Linked DNA regions of Homo sapiens: region 1 is linked to region 2. Evidence: chromatin loops called from intact Hi-C (ENCODE). Cell type or tissue: ascending aorta. All regions are shown on one strand.

Region 1 (8,000 bases), 210 kb before region 2:
GGAAGTTCCAGAGAAATCATGGCAATTATGGGCTGGTAAATTATTTTCACAGTAATTCTGGAAGGTACAACATTTCTGGAAGATAATTAGGCAATATATATCCTAAATCTTCAATGTGTTTAACTGCATTTTCACTGCTAGAAATTTATCCTATAAAAAAATGGGTTTATGCTTTCTCATTCCATTTCATTACAGTCTAATTTCTGACTGAAAGAAAAAAATTCACCTATATCTACATCAAAAGAGACTTCATTAAATATATTAAGATATATCTATACAATAGAATAATACACAGTAATAACAATGATGTGTAAGAATAATAATGATATGGGGAAATGTCTATGATTTATTCATAGGTAAAGTAGCAAGTTAGGTGATTTTCTTTTTTTCTATGTGCTTGTCTCTTTTTTTAATAGTCTAGAATAAGTTTATTTTATAGATAGGTAAACAAAAATGAATATTATAAAACTTGCCTTGAATTCTAGTTTTAAAAGTCAGCAACTGGTGGTTTTTTTTTAACTTGATAATTATGGAATAGAGGACATGTTTTGTCGTGGTAGCGAATCTCATTAGAGTTAAAATACCCAGGGTTTCACTGTACTAGGAAACAAAGGGTAGGGCAAAAAAGTGACTCTGTTGCAGATAGAGGTTTGCAAATTTTGTTAAGCATATATTTTTCCAAATCATTTTATTAAAATTTGAAAAACTAGTAACCAAATCAGCATGGTACTGGTACCAAAACAGACATATAGACCAATGGAACAGAACAGAAGCCTCAGAAATAACGCCACACATCTACAACCTTTGACAAACCTGACAAAACAAACCTTTTTGACAAATCTTTGATAAACAAATCTTTGATAAACCTGACAAAAACAAACAATGGGGAAAGGATTCCCTATTTAATAAATGGTGCTGGGAAAACTGGCTAGCCATATGCAGAAAACTGAAACTGGACCCCTTCCTTACACCTTATACAAAAATTAACTCAAGATGGATTGAAGACTTAAAAGTAAGACCTAAAACCATAAAAACCCTAGAAGAAAACCTAGTTCAGGACATAGGCATGGGCAAAGAGTTCATGACTAAAACACCAAAAGCAATGACAACAAAAGTCAAAATTGACAAATGGGATCTAATTAAACTAAAGAGCTTCTGCACAGCAAAAGAAACTATCATCAGAGTGAACAGGCAACCTACAGAATGGGAGAAAATTTTTACAATCTATACATCTGACGAAGGGCTAATATCTAGAATCTACAAGGAACTTAAACAAATTTGCAAGAAAAAAAACCCCATCAAAAAATAAGTGAAGGATATGAACAGACACTTTTCAAAAGAAGACATTTATGCAGCCAACAAACATATGAAAAATGGCTTATCTTCACTGGTCATTAGAGAAATATAAATCAAAACCACAATGAGATACCACCTCACGCCAGTTAGAATGGCGATCGTTTAAAAGTCAGGAAACAACAGATGCTGAAGAGAATGTGGAGAAATAGGAATGCTTTTACACTATTGGTGGGAGTGTAAATTAGTTCAAACACTGTGGAAGACAGTGTGGCGATTCCTCAAGGATCTAGATCCAGAAATACTGTTTGACCCAGCCATCCCATTACTGGGCGTATACCCAAAGGATTATAAATCATTCTACTATAAAGACACATGCACACAATTGTTTATTGCAGCACTATTCACAATAGCAAAGACTTGGAACCAACTCAAATGTCCATCAATGATAGACTGGATAAAGAAAATGTGGCACATATACACCATGGAATATATGCAGCCATAAAAAAGGATGAGTTCATGTCCTTTGCAGGGACATGGATGAAGCTAGAAACCATCATTCTCAGCATACTAAAACAGGAACAGAAAACCAAACACCACATGTTCTCACTCATAAGTGGGAGTTGAACAATGAGAACACATGGACACAGGGATGGGGAACATCATACACTGAGGCCTGTTGGGGGATGGGGGCCTAGGGGAGGGATAGCATTAGGAGAAATACCTAATGTAGATGATGGGTTGATGAGTGCAGCAAACAACCATGGCACGTGTATACCTATGTAACAAACCTGCACATTCTACACATGTATCCCAGAACTTAAAGTGTAATAAAAAAATTTGGAAAACTACATATTACTCTCATAAACCATTGTTATTGACATCTTCTTGAAATGTTTCCCAGTCCTTTCTTTGACAGCATGAAAGTTATAATGTACCTTTGAATTGTGTCTCTTCATTTAACACTGTATTGTGAGCATTTCTGTGATTTGGGATTATCACAGCATAATGACTGCAGAGTATTCCAGCAAGGGGGACAGTCACAGAGTGCTAATTTAGTGGTGGGACTCTCTCATGGGTCAGCGCTATGATGAGACAGCACATTCCTTAGTGACCTGGAAGAGGCCCCACTTCTGGTTTCCCCTGGCTGTGTGGTAAATAATAAGCTAAAGGTGACCCGTTGAGGAGGTGTCTTGCAAACTGTGTTGTGTGACAGGGCAGGAGCACAGTGGGTTGATATCAGCTTGGATGTGAGGTTCTGCCCTCGATGTGTGTTCAGTGACCCAAGGAAATTTGTCATATGATCAATGTTCCAGGAGGGACGCTGCTCATTTCTTCCCTCTGCCTGGATTACCATTGCTTCCTCTTTCTGCTTGAGAATTCATCCTTTAACTCCCAAATGGCTAGAGTCATGTTCCTCTGCCCTGTGCACCTGTGAATACACTTTCCTGTTATTCAGGGGCTGAACTCTGTTCCCCGTCTCCTGATTAATATGTTGAAGCTCTAACCCTCAGTAGCTCAGAATATGACTGTACTTGGAGATAAGGCCTTTAAAGAGTTAGAATCATTAGAAGAATTAGAAGAGTAGAGTTAGAACCAGGTTTTTAGGATGGGCCCTAATGCAATATGACTGGTGCACTTATAAGAAGAGGGGATTAGAAAACAGACCCACACAGCCAAAGGATGACCATGTGAGCACACAACTGGAAGGCAGCCAATTCTCAGGACGAGGAGAGAGGGTTCAGAAGAAGCTAAACCTGCCAAAACCTTGATCTTGGACTTCTAGCCTCCAGAATTATGAGAAAATAAATTTCTGTTGGTTAAGGCACTCAGTCTGTGGTATTTTGTTGTGGCAGCCCTAGCAAGCAAATCCATGGATGGGAGAGAGGACTAATAAATGGGCCAGGTAGGGGCATTTATGGCAGCAGAGTAGCACTTAATTCTTGGCCTCCCTCTCTGACCACCTTACTTCATTTCTAAAATGGAGCATTTGGATAAGATGACCCATCTGCAAGGCCCCTTTCAGCATTGACATTCTAAGCTTCTGTACATCATTTGATTTTCTGTTAGTTATTTCTTATGCAGGTTAAAGCAGCACGCTCTCAATAGATTTGGCTCCCGTATGATCTGTTCTTATGCAGCCAGAGTGTTTGCACAAATCTGATTCTATCACATTAACATTCTGCAAGGGCTGCCCATCTCCTTCAATGTGAAGTCTGATCACCTCAGCATGGCCCACATGGCCTTTCCTTACCTGGTCCATGCCCTTCTCCAGACCTCGCTTCTCCATCCTATCCCCACCTGCCCTCCAGCCATGCTCAACTGTGAGGAACTCGTAGTTCCTCAACACACCATCATCTCTAACACTCTGTGTCTTTTCATGTGCCACATTTCCTACCTAGAATGTTCTCCCCTCTCCTCCATCTTGGTTAGTTCTACTCACTTTTAAGAACCGACTCAGGCACTTTCTTCTTGGAAGCCTACCTGCCCCATCTTTCTTCTCTTCCACCCTCAATCCATTTGGATTAAGCAGCTTTGGATCCCTTTAGCTCCATCATAGCCTTGATCACACTATTGGATAAAGCGGGGGTTCCAGTATTTGGTGCACACATAAGTACCCTTTGAAAAGAATGCTGATTATAGCAAGAAATAGGTCATATTGGAGTCTCTAAATTGGAAGAGTTGGTATTGCTTGTCAGAAATTTGGCCTAAAATCAAGTCTTAAAGAATACATGAGTCAGAGGGCAATGTGAGGCAGTGAGTCAGAAAATACGCAGACAGCAGATTTTCTATCAATTTGCCAAACATTTATTGAGCATTGTTAGAAGCATGGCTTAGTGCTGGGCAGAAATTGGGACTTAACACTGAGATGCCACCATTCAGAGGAACAGTAGCGAGTTAGAAATGGCCTGATCACCCTTGCCCCCTTGGGAAGCGAGGGGCCAGGTAGAGAAGAGTGTGGGGGAAGGTCAGCCTCCCAGGTGTGGGTCCCAGGGACTGAGACTCTGGAGGAAGTGCTATTTACCTGGAGCTTCCAGTGTTCTGAATCCAAGGTTTGCACCAAGACAAGGAAGAGATCTGCGGCAGATATTAAGAGATAGAGCATGCAGCCTTGGGTTTAAAGAAAGGGGGTGGTTGGGCAGGTACAACTCAGGAGACCCAAGTTGAATTCCTGCATCTGCCACTACTAGTTTTATGACATTGGGCAACTTATTTAATAAATTAATTAATTTTGAACTTCTATTTTTTAAATCATGAGAAAACTCATGTCTACCTTGCCTGCTTCTCAAGATTTTTGTATCAAATGAGAAATTGTCTATGAAAGAACTCTGCAAGCTACAAAACCTGGGCACAAGTAAGATGCTGTGAATGAGAAGGGTCCATTCTGCAAAGGGGCAGGCACTGGGGCCGTGGCCTTCCTCGGCCTGCAGGGGCAGGCAGAGAAGGGGTTGCTCTTGGCCAGAGGGAATACGTGGGCAGATCCTGGCAATGGGCACTGGCAACAAAACTAGGGTTGCTGGCATTTATGAGCATCCATCTCAGGAATGACATAATTGGGCTGGGAAAAGTCCAGGACTAAGTGCTGAAGGGAAAGGAGCACGTTCTGGGAGAGAATACATTGATGGGATAAGAACTCCCCCTCATAGAAAGAAAAAGCTTGAGACTCCGTGAATGAATTCAAGATAAGTGTTAAGTCAGCAATGGTAAAATAGAATGGAACAGTAAAGAGGTAAAGTTCAGGAGGGATTTAGATGTTCATGGATGATAAAATCGAAATGGATTATTGAGCAGCTTGGAGGACATCTAGGGTAAATTACCACCATGCAGTCTCCGTTATGAAGGATTCCCAAGCTTTTTCAAAATAGCCTTTTGTTACCTCTTGTGAGCCTAGGGTTGGATAGCTGCTAAGTCTGATGTCTATTTTTCAAATTCTATTCACTAACAGAAGTTTTCTGCAATGCTTAGTGCATCTGTAATTTCTACTGTAATATCTATAATTCCTGCTATGTGGGAAGCTCTGTGAGGACAGAGATTAGGCTGGTCTTATTCACAGCTGTACCCCAATGCCTGGCATGGCTCCTGGCATATATTGGTACCTAGTCAGTATTGCAAATTGAATGCTGTTTTACCAAGAGTGGCTATTGGGATCCTTCTTGTCCAGAGGAGCTGCCCCTTGAGGACTCTGGCAGCCAGGGCTGGCAGAAGAATTCTAACATTTCCAATGGAGATGTTGGGGCTGGAGTCTGGCTCCATGAGCTTTGCCTTGAACTATCCACGCTGCACACTCAGCGGGTCTGCCTTGTCGCCCCATGTCTGACTCTCATTGTTTTCAGGTCCTGCTTTCTTTTGCCCTGTTTGTTGTGTTGGAACCTCTGTTTTCTGTTTATGAGCACCAGTGTCTTTTCCTGCTCAGGCTGCCATAACAAAATACCATAGACTGGGCAACTCAAAGAGTAGACATTTTTCTCACAATTCTAGATGTTAGAAGCCTGAGGATTAATTAGGGTGCCACGGTGTCAGGTTCTGATGAGGACCCTCTTCCTGGCTTCTCACTGTGCCCTCACATGATGGGGCAGGGGAGAGAGGGAGGCAGAGAGTAACCTCCTGGTGTCTGTTCTTATAAAGGCACTCATCCCATCATGAGGGCCCCATTCTCAATACTTCATCTAAACCTGTCTCACGACTTCATCTAAACCTAAGTAACTTCCAAAGGTCCCATCTCCAAATACCATCATACAGGAGTTAGGGCACCAACATATGAATTTTAGGGGGACACAATTCAGTTCATTTCAACATAGTCCATAAATCTCTAAGTTGATGGCCTGTCTTCTTGGATTCCTTTCTTAGTCATCTGACTTCTCGGATCTAGGCATTTGCAAATGTCTTCCTTGGGAAGCCCTAGTGGCTCAAGCCCTAAGCCCAGGTTTGGGGGCAGGTGCTGCTTTCTCCCTGGCCTTGGGGACCAGGGGTTTGGGCATTATTCCAAGGGTCCATGGTCCCAGGGGCACCAGGGCAGCAAGGAGAGGAGAATGAGCAGAACCTAAATCAGTCCCTTCTCTTTGCCTGAAGAAGGAGCTGCCCCGAGGACAGATGCTCACTTGATGAGAGTGGGGGGCTTCTAGAGGACCGTTATCTGTCCTGGATCAAGCGCTATCTTTCCAGCAGCATAGCCACAGCCATGTGTACAGCCTTCCCCTCCCATACAGCCAGATGCCCAATTTGTCTGGGTCTCTACAAGAGCTAGAAATCATTGTGGGCCTGTGGGCCACCATTGTTTTGGGGAGGCTGTGAACAGAGATTCTTAGTGCCCTCATCAATAGGGCCAAGAGGTTGGTAATTGTTTTGTTCCTACAAGGAGCCTCACATATGAAAGCTATCATGGGCTCCTGGACAACATGCCCCCACACAAGCCTGCCCCTGGCAGAATGCAGCAAGACCCAGTCTTAGGCAGAGCCTCTTGGGGTCCAATTGCCCCAGGAGAGCTGGGCCTGGTCCATGGCCTATGACTTGGCCTGGAGCTAAGCCATCCTCTGTTGGTTCCACAAGGGCCTGGCTGGGATGAGCTGTCATGGACCCCCAGGTTTCTGGTGGGAAAGGAGGTTGGCCGCTGTCTGCATTTACTCATTGGTTCTCAAATCAACGCTGTCCTCACTAGGGCCTTACGCAGCCTCAGCAGAGGCCTGGGACTCTGGCTCCTTGCCTGAGTTCCTGCAGCAGTAGGAAAACTTCATGGCCCTGGGCTTCAAGAAGTTTTGTCTCTAAGGTATCTGAGTAGGAGAAGAAGGCTACCAGACAAGGTTGATGGCAGCCCAGCAGTGCTTGTGGCCTCTGCCTGGCAGGCGCATATTTGATTGTTCGATGAGGAAAGGTCTCCCCAACTCCAGAACCGGAAAGCGAGCAATGATAATAATAAAATAATAAAAGATGAACATTTATCAAGTATTTCCCATCTGTGCCAGAAAAGGGCATCTTGTACTTGATACTCTGACTAAAGTCACCAGTATTGGCCTCTGTTTTATAGGCAAGAAAACTGAAGCACAGCTGTGGATTAGTAACTTGCCAGGGGTCACGCAGCTGAGTGAGAGGCAGGGCTAGAATTTGAACAGAGGCAGCCCATGCTCTTCCCCACCATGCTACCCATCCTGGTCAGAACACTACCCTGGCCCTGCTCCTCGAATCCTCATACTCTTTCCTCCTTATTGGAATGAATTGTCCTGGGAAATCTTGGACATAACCACCTTCATAGAAACTCAGAATGGTGTGTATTTGAGCAGGCCGAGGCTGAGTTCTTGGCATACATCTTTTCCCTGTGGATGCTCCAGAGTGTCCCAAGGTTCTGGAATGTCAGGCTGTGGGCTATGCGGTAGCTTCTGCAGCATCTCACACTTCCCCACTGTGCAGCTAGACTGGCTCAGGGATGGTAAGTGCACCTTGCCCCAGCCAGGCCCGAGCATCTGGGATGTCAAAGGCACCTGTTCCCAGTCTGGATGAAAACATTTTAAAATGCTACTTGTCTTCAGATTTCTGACCAGAAAGGTTCTATATTCTTGCCAGTGGAATGTGAGAGCATCTCTTCCTAAATACTTTGCTAGTACAGAATGTTATTTGAAAAACATAACTATTAAAACATATTTCATTATTATTTTGATTTGCATTTCATTATTATTAGTGAGGTTAAGCATTTCTCCTGTTTATTAACTGTAACA
Region 2 (8,000 bases):
AAATTATTAATAAAAACTATCCCATTGTTCACATAAAGAAACTAAATTGAAGGGTTAAATAACTTGTCCAAATTCACAGAGCTAGTAAGTGACAGAGCCTGGATTCGAATTACTGCCTCTCTATCTTGTAAAAGCTTAGGAGCACTGCAAAGTGGGTGACATGTGTCTCTAAGGAAAGAAAAAGCTAGATGAAAAAAGGAGATGAGTTATAAAGGTAGAAGGAAACCATATTTAAAAGTAAGAATAGCATTAGGAGGAGAGACTGTGCAGGTAGAAAAAAGATGATTTCGCATTAAAGGACAAGATATTAATAACTTTATACTTACAGGCATAATTTGACATAAGTCGTCCACGGTAACATTGCAGATGCCTACTGGTATATTTTGATCACTAGGAATGATGGGAGGGCTCAATAATTTCTTGTAACAGCAGGGAGGGAAACGAATATCCAAGGTGATGCTGTTATAAACAGCTAGTCCCATAAGCTATGCATACTAAATGTTAAGCATTAACATAAAATCCATGACAACAAATGAGTTCTGAATTATGCATCAGTCTATTTTTTGCATACTTCTTTCAGATTTAACACTGACTTTCTAATTAGTATCACATATTTCCTTTCCCCTCTTTCATTTATTTCCCCTTTATTTTACATAATATAATTCCTTGATTACAAAAAGTCATGTAAAAAGGAGTGGTTTAGTTGATAGTATTCAATGATTTCCCTAGAAAAGTTTATCTAAGATCACAACAGGCAGCAACTTAAGACTTGCCTGTAATTATTTTACAGAAAACATTTTCTAAATTTAAACAAAGATGCTGGCAATTTTATAAGCAGCAGCAATGGTTTATTCAGTAGATCTCACTGTAGAATACTGATTTTGGAGATAGCCATTTTATTTATTTTAAAATTAAAAACAGACTATGTGTGAAGAACAGAGCTAAACTGAATAAACATATGGATATAAACATGCTATTGATAAGCTAATAGGATAGGTAATTTCCAACAGTAAAACTTGAAAGACTTATGTTACTTGGAGTTTCAGTGTCAAAGTTAAAAAGCTACAGATGTTACAAATTTTGCTCAGGATTATTTATTAGTCATATGGTGGAATGTAACTTATCCATTTATGGAAAGAGAGGTTTTAGATCAAATTTCATAGTATTTCAACAGTCAATTATTATATAAAGTTATTAAGGAAGTAATTCATTTTATAGGATCATAAGGAAATCTAAACATATGAGCTGGGTAAATTACTGAAAATAACTTTTAAAAATTGGAAGACCACCAAAATTTCAATTTGCTAAGGTGTAATGAAGTCTGATAATAAGGCCTTATACTTCAAAATAATTGTATTAGAAACACAATACTGTCAGAACTACTAGAACAACACATCTTTGGTCCTGAAATTTTAAAACTGGAGATATATATGAAACCAACTATATTTTCTCAATGTTCATACCTGTTCTTTCTCAAATTTCAGTTCCCAACTCCTTACCTGACCACAATCCACTCTCATCTCACATTTCTCCTATATAGTATTATGCTTTTTACAGCATCAATTTAGCTTTCTATAGGTTTTATATCTGTGTGTGTGATAAACACACATAATAATGAGAGTAGCAATTATAATTTTTAGATTTAATTGTTTAACTTGAAATATAGAATATCTAAACATGCTTAATATGCTCTTTTGGGTAATGACTAAATAGAAACTAATATCTATTGCAAAAAAAACAATGAGCAATTTCATGATTTTATGTATAGTATCACTTAAAAATGTAACTAAGCTATAATATTTTAGTGTAAATATTAGAGTCAAAATATCATCCAAATCTAAATTGTGATATATGAATATAAAGCATGACAAACATATATGTATGAACATATAAATAGCTCATAGTATAGTGACAAGCATCAATGATTAGGCCCTTCAATGAAGATGAAACATTCAACAAATGATTACTGCAGATACTAGAATATAAACAGGAGTCTCAGAATTGTTAAGCGTTATTCATTTTGTGGAATTTAGCACTTTGGACCTTTAGACACAACAATATATACAAAATTTCAAGTTGAGTTTACTATCTTAATGTGTAGTTTGTTCCCTACTACACTTTCTTTTATTAATCTGGTCTCTCAGTTTCCATATATATGTCTCATAATTTATTCCAACAGATGTAACAAAGACAGACATTCAAAGATGGCTCTTCATTCATTTTCTGATGGTATTTTCCATAACTTTCAGTGCGCTTGCTGCTGCTCTCTACCAAGCCCAGCACAATTTAGCCTTTTTTATTCTCACCATTCTCTCAGCTTATAATGTCCCACCACTCTCACCAGCCATATATTAATCAAATGTAATTGTTCCATTTTTTAAATCTCTATCCTCTCTGGGAAAAATACATTGTATATTTTCCTTCTCAGAACTCCTTAGTACTTACTGCCATATGGTCATTTGACTCTGAGAACAGATTAAGAATTCCCCCCCACCCCTTTTATACTTTCTTATCTCCAGTGCTTATTTATTTACTCTTCCCTCCTTTCTTCCACAAACAATTACATTTCTTGGAATCTAAAAAGCTAATGTAGAAGGCATCTTGTCCAATCTCCTACCCAATGCAGAAATGCCCTCTACAATATACCTGATAGGAATCATAGGATTGCAGATGGACTTATAAAATTTTTAAAAATACTATAAAATAATACTATATGCTTTAAATATTCCCATTCCATTCAATTTTTATGGATGCTTCCTTTATGTTTCAGGATTTGGAGGCATATTAAAGAGCTAGATTTAATTCCCCCAATTTCAATTCAGTAAACTGAGGGAAATGAGCACAAAGTGAAAGAACAGAAAAAAAATACTTCATTATAAATGGGAAATACTTTGATTTTTTTTAAAAAATGCCTTAAATTAGTGATAACTTCAATTATATGTGAAATAGGAAAGAACCATTTTTATTTTGAGATAAGGTTTTCAGAAAAAAATCAAACTCTCATTTCTTTCAATTAAGTCTACTGACATATATTACACATAATGAAGATTACTGAAAATCTAATAGTACATTTGACAATAACATTTAATTTGGATAAAATGGCTAAAGAAAACAGTTTTCTAAAATACAGATAAAATCTTTAAAAATCTCTAATCTATTAGCACCTCCTAGTGGAAAGTTTAAAGGATACAATTCCAACCAATCGGAATTCAGAATAGTTATCACATTTAAAGCTGCTAAACCAATGGCAGTGTGAATCCTTGTGATATGTAAACATGCCTAAAAAAACACACGAATAATGTTATTATTAACATGATTGACTTAAAAAAATCAAAGTGGTAAACATGTACATGACATCTCATCTATTAGAAGCTAATCAATTCAACAATAATTCTGTTACAAACCATCTTTCAAGTTAAAAATTTTGGATTATTTATGGGACTATATATTTGCAAATCTCAGCAAATATAAATATATATATTAAATATATATGGAGAACATTTTATTTTCCTGAACCAAGGGTAGAAACAGGGTAAAAAGATAGAAACTAAATGAATCAGATAACTTTATAAAAAGTATAGTTTCATAGATTATAAATTATGATCAAAATTAATTTTGAGGATATCTGGAGACTTCAATTTATCACTGTCATCCCTATTTCCCATCACATACACATATAGAAAAGAAAACTAAAGAATAAGGAAAACACTGAAAATTCTCCTTTGAAAAGTTTAACAGATAGTAAGGATTATACAGGTAGTTTCTGTAAAATAAAAAATTTCAAAGGCTTATTTTTTCTTAAAAAATTAATTCATGAATTCTTATTTATTAAAATGACCCATTAATGAAAGAGGCTTTAAATGTTACTATAGAGCAAACTATAGTTTTGTGTTTTAATTTCAAATGTTTATTTCAATGACAAATTAAATTTTCATGCATTTGACTTATTCAGAAAAGATATGGATGTTTCCTCATAAATGTTTACTTTTAATCTTGATACATTTTGTGTAGGATTCCCAGTAAGAGAATCAACTGATCAACAATTCGGTCAAACAAGTTTTTAAAATGTAAATAACAGTCCTTAAACAATTATTCAACATTTACGATGGACAAAAAGTCTGTAAAATCACAGAATAGGTTAAAAATAAGGGTGACTACTTCACTCTAACAATTATGAAGAAACACAGTTTATAAAAATTAGATTACATACTTACCATAATCTGGATGAAAAATTTGGCGAATTAGAAGAAGGAACCATTCTTTAGTCAAACCACCCATATCCAAACCAGCTTCCCCTACAAATGTAACTTTTAACTTCTTTTTCAAATCGGCTCTTTTCCGGGTTAGCTATTTGAAGATATTATACAGTAGAGGAGAACAAAGAGCAGTGAAAAGAGAATTAACATTTTTAATTCTGGGAAATGTGTTAGGCAGTCTTTAACTTATTTGCAATGCTACAAAACTCCATCCCTCCATTTATCCAATAAATCTGCCAGACACTGTGTGAGCTAGGTGTTTACTATGTCTTATAGATCAGGAAACAGAATTAGAGAGGTCAGGTACTTCACCCAAAGTACTACCTCCTGGTATCTACTGCCTTCAAATTTTTAATTTAGCACAATATAATTCATTTCTTTTTTTAAAAAAAACTCCCCTTCAATGCTAAACTTTAAAAAATCACATAGCTAGGGCTGGGTGTGGTAGCATGAGCTGGTAATCCCAACTATTTGGGAGGCTGAGGTAGGAGTATGGCTTGAGACCCTGAGACCAGGAGTTTGAGGCGGCAGTGAGCTTTGATTGTACCACTACACTCCAGCCCAGGTGACAAAATAAAACTTGTCACAAAAATAAATAAATAAATAAATCACATAGCGGAATCAGCCATTATCTTCTAATAACCATATTAAGATCTAGCTGAAGCATTTTTTATGATAATACATGAAAATGCAATCAAAGTATGTTAGAACCTGTATAGACCCAATATACCCTGTAGGTCAGACCTCTAATTTTATAGATGTGTAGTCTGAGACCTGGAGAAGTTAAATGACTTGTTACACACATAACCAGGAACAAAGGTGGGTCTGGAATCTAGGTTATATACTAAGAAACATGAATTACTCATTTAAGTGTTCTACATCAAATCCTTTTCTAGGGAATTAACAAACTATTAATAAACATACAAACATGAATATAAGACAATTATGAATACAGATCTGATTTTAACTATGGTATCAAACTTTACAGAAGCTTGGTATGCAACAAGATCTTCAAAAGAATTTAAGGAAGCACACTTATTGGCATACAGAAATAAAAAAGTTTACTATGATTTTTATAATAATCATATTATAGAATTTTAAGCTTTAATTAATATCATTTTGGAATAAATTATACCTCATCAAGTGAATCGCTAACCAGATGTGTCCGTCTTACTTTCATATTTAGAAATAATATATTCATATCAGGTCTCTGTCTTCGAGATACTTTATCCACCAGACTTTGCTGATTAAATAAGAAAGTAAACAGTTTTGCTTTTACTTAGACTATAATTTCATTTAAAACATTTAAACACTTTAGTAAAAATAACAATTATTATCTATGCCATTTCTTATATAAACAATTTTATAAAAATCAATTATACACATTTTGATTTGTGAAAATGGCTTATTATTATTTCATTTTGTAACAATGATAACCAAAGGGGATCCAAAGTGGAGGACCAAAAATAATTCACCTTCTGTAATAAAAAATGTTGCATCACAGTTTCCGTATGTCTCATCTCTTTTTTTTTTTTTTTTTTTTTTTTTTTTTGAGACGGAGTCTCACTCTTTCGCCCAAGCTGGACTGCAGTGGCGCTATCCCGGCTCACTGCAAGCTCCGCCTCTTGGGTTCATGCCATTCTCCTGCCTCAGCCTCCCGAGTAGCTGGGACTACAGGCGCCCACCACCACGCCCGGCTAATTTTTTGTATTTTTAGTAGAGACGGGGTTTCACCGTGTTAGCCAGGATGGTCTCGATCTCCTGACCTCGTGATCCGCCCGCCTCGGCCTCCCAAAGTGCTGGGATTACAGGCGTGAGCCACCGCGCCCGGCCATGTCTCATCTCTTAAATAGCAAAGTTTTCTGTTTAATAAATACAAATATAAAATGGGAACATTCAAAACAAGGTATATATTCCTGATGATAAACCTGGACTTAGGATTTTTTAGATATTGAATTTTCTTTAAAGGTACAATTAGTCTACTTTACAAAAGTGACTTGTCAACATGTATCAAAGACCATCACAATATTCATATCCTTTATCCCAATAATCCTTCCACTGAGAATTCTTAGAACATATTTTATACAGTACAATGTTTATCACAGCATTATCTATAAAAACAAAACTTTAGAAATATCTTAAGTACATATACAACTAATGAAAAAAAGGATGGTCATAAAAACTATGTAAATAGTACAAGGAAGGTACACTGAAGAAAGTAGGAAATAAAATTGTGTTTACAGTACTATTTCAACTCTGTTGTCTTTTAAAGATAATATAGAACAAATATCAAAAGAAAATTTACTAAAATGTTAATGGCTTTGCTTGGGGGATAGAGATATGAGTGACTCAAAATTCTTTTGTCACCGTTTTTCAAAATATAAGCACTGAATAGGTAAAAAACAATATATTTAAAAATATCTATAAGGAATATGTCATTTGTCATATAAAATCCACAGGCTTATATATTTATCTAAATAGTCTTTATTAGACTATATCTTTTTTTGGTAACAATGAAAACTATTGTGCAGATTAAAGATAAACATTTCAGACATTTTAAATACATGCAGCAATTTGCTTTAATAGATAAAATTTTAGTATCACAAATCTACAATTTAAGGCTACTTACAATTTTGAAGATTACTATAATAAAACACTAATTTGGAGCTTTCTCCATTTCTCCTATATACAACGCTAAATGCTATTAACAGCCTTTTATTTCTGTGTCCTCACTTATCAAGGAAGTCTGCATTCCTAGCATAGTGTCCTGTGTTACAGACCGTTTTTTCCTACCTTTTCCTATCTTCTGTTCCCAGTCTAGCTCTTGGGCAGCTGTCACATTGGAAATAACTAATAAACAAATTTATGCTAGGATGCTAATGGCAAACAAGATTAGTAGCTACTCCTCCCATCAGGAATTCATATTTACTGGAAAATGCTCCAAATGAAAAAATAACCCAACAATGATACAATTCTTGACACTGTGACTGAGGAACTTATTTTAGGTTAGGAAACCAATTTTGTATATTTAGATTGTACCATATAAGCTCTTGCTTACACTGACTATTTGTAAGATTGTCCTTGTGTCAAAATAGTCATCAGTCATTAATTCCAAGTGATATGGCAATTTATGAGATAAAATGTTGGGAAACACCCATAAAAAACTGATAATGCCACTTAGCTCTCAATGTCAAGTGTCTACTCATTCGTTTGCATGCTCTGTAGAAAACTTAGCCTGTCACAGAGTCTACACCTGCCATTCTCCTTCTTTAAAGTAGAAGAAAAATTCCACAAAAAGATATTTGATATCCTGTGAGTGACACAGAAAAAACTGTTTAGTCTTGCTAGTTTAACACAAACTAGCTCATTCTGTTACGTACAAAAGCACTGTAGATTTTCTTACAAATATAAAAAAATCATAGACCAAGGTGAAAAAATACTAAAAAGGCACATGACATTGTACGAGTACAACTAACAGAAAATGTCAGAATGAGTAGCTATACAGCTAATCATTGAGCCAATATCTACCCAAGATCAAGTAACAATTCTGGTGCTGAATATACCTGTTTAAACTCATTCTTCAGGGGGGTAGTGTGGCTTTGGAATTCCCTTGATGGGCATAGGCAATAAAATTTCTTCTAATATTCCCATATTCAGTATAAGATGACTTTGGGATGTCACCAGTTACTCAAATCTTTTGTCCTTCTCTGTGATAGAAAGAAATACTCACCTTCTGGGAACTGA

The links. A loop is a pair of places that touch in the nucleus more often than their neighbours do. Peaks named below come from ENCODE experiments on the same cell type or tissue, not always from the same donor. Only the 100,000 strongest peaks of a DNase experiment are listed, where the experiment ranks them.
Region 1: a loop joins it to region 2, with 3 times the contacts of the local background. A loop is called at or near these places in 16 of 110 quality-filtered maps.

What each region holds. Positions count from the first base shown.
Region 1 is chr10:91,697,280-91,705,279 of GRCh38, reverse strand. All of the region lies in intron 1 of LOC107984253 (a long non-coding RNA gene), which reads left to right. Among named protein-coding and RNA genes, the nearest start is that of PPP1R3C, 68 kb to the right of the region's middle. RefSeq lists a silencer at 3,934-4,228. In ascending aorta, no CTCF peak of the experiment used is centred here; a DNase peak (open chromatin) is centred at 4,792; H3K27ac peaks cover 405 bases.
Region 2 is chr10:91,488,699-91,496,698 of GRCh38, reverse strand. It overlaps HECTD2 (HECT domain E3 ubiquitin protein ligase 2), which reads right to left. Exons shown (of 21, transcript NM_182765.6): 12 at 5,392-5,499; 13 at 4,215-4,347; 14 at 3,191-3,279; 15 at 327-485. The region is part of intron 3 of HECTD2-AS1 (HECTD2 antisense RNA 1); the gene reads left to right. Among named protein-coding and RNA genes, the nearest start is that of HECTD2, 82 kb to the right of the region's middle. In ascending aorta, a CTCF peak has its summit at 3,176 (motif pointing left); no DNase peak of the experiment used is centred here.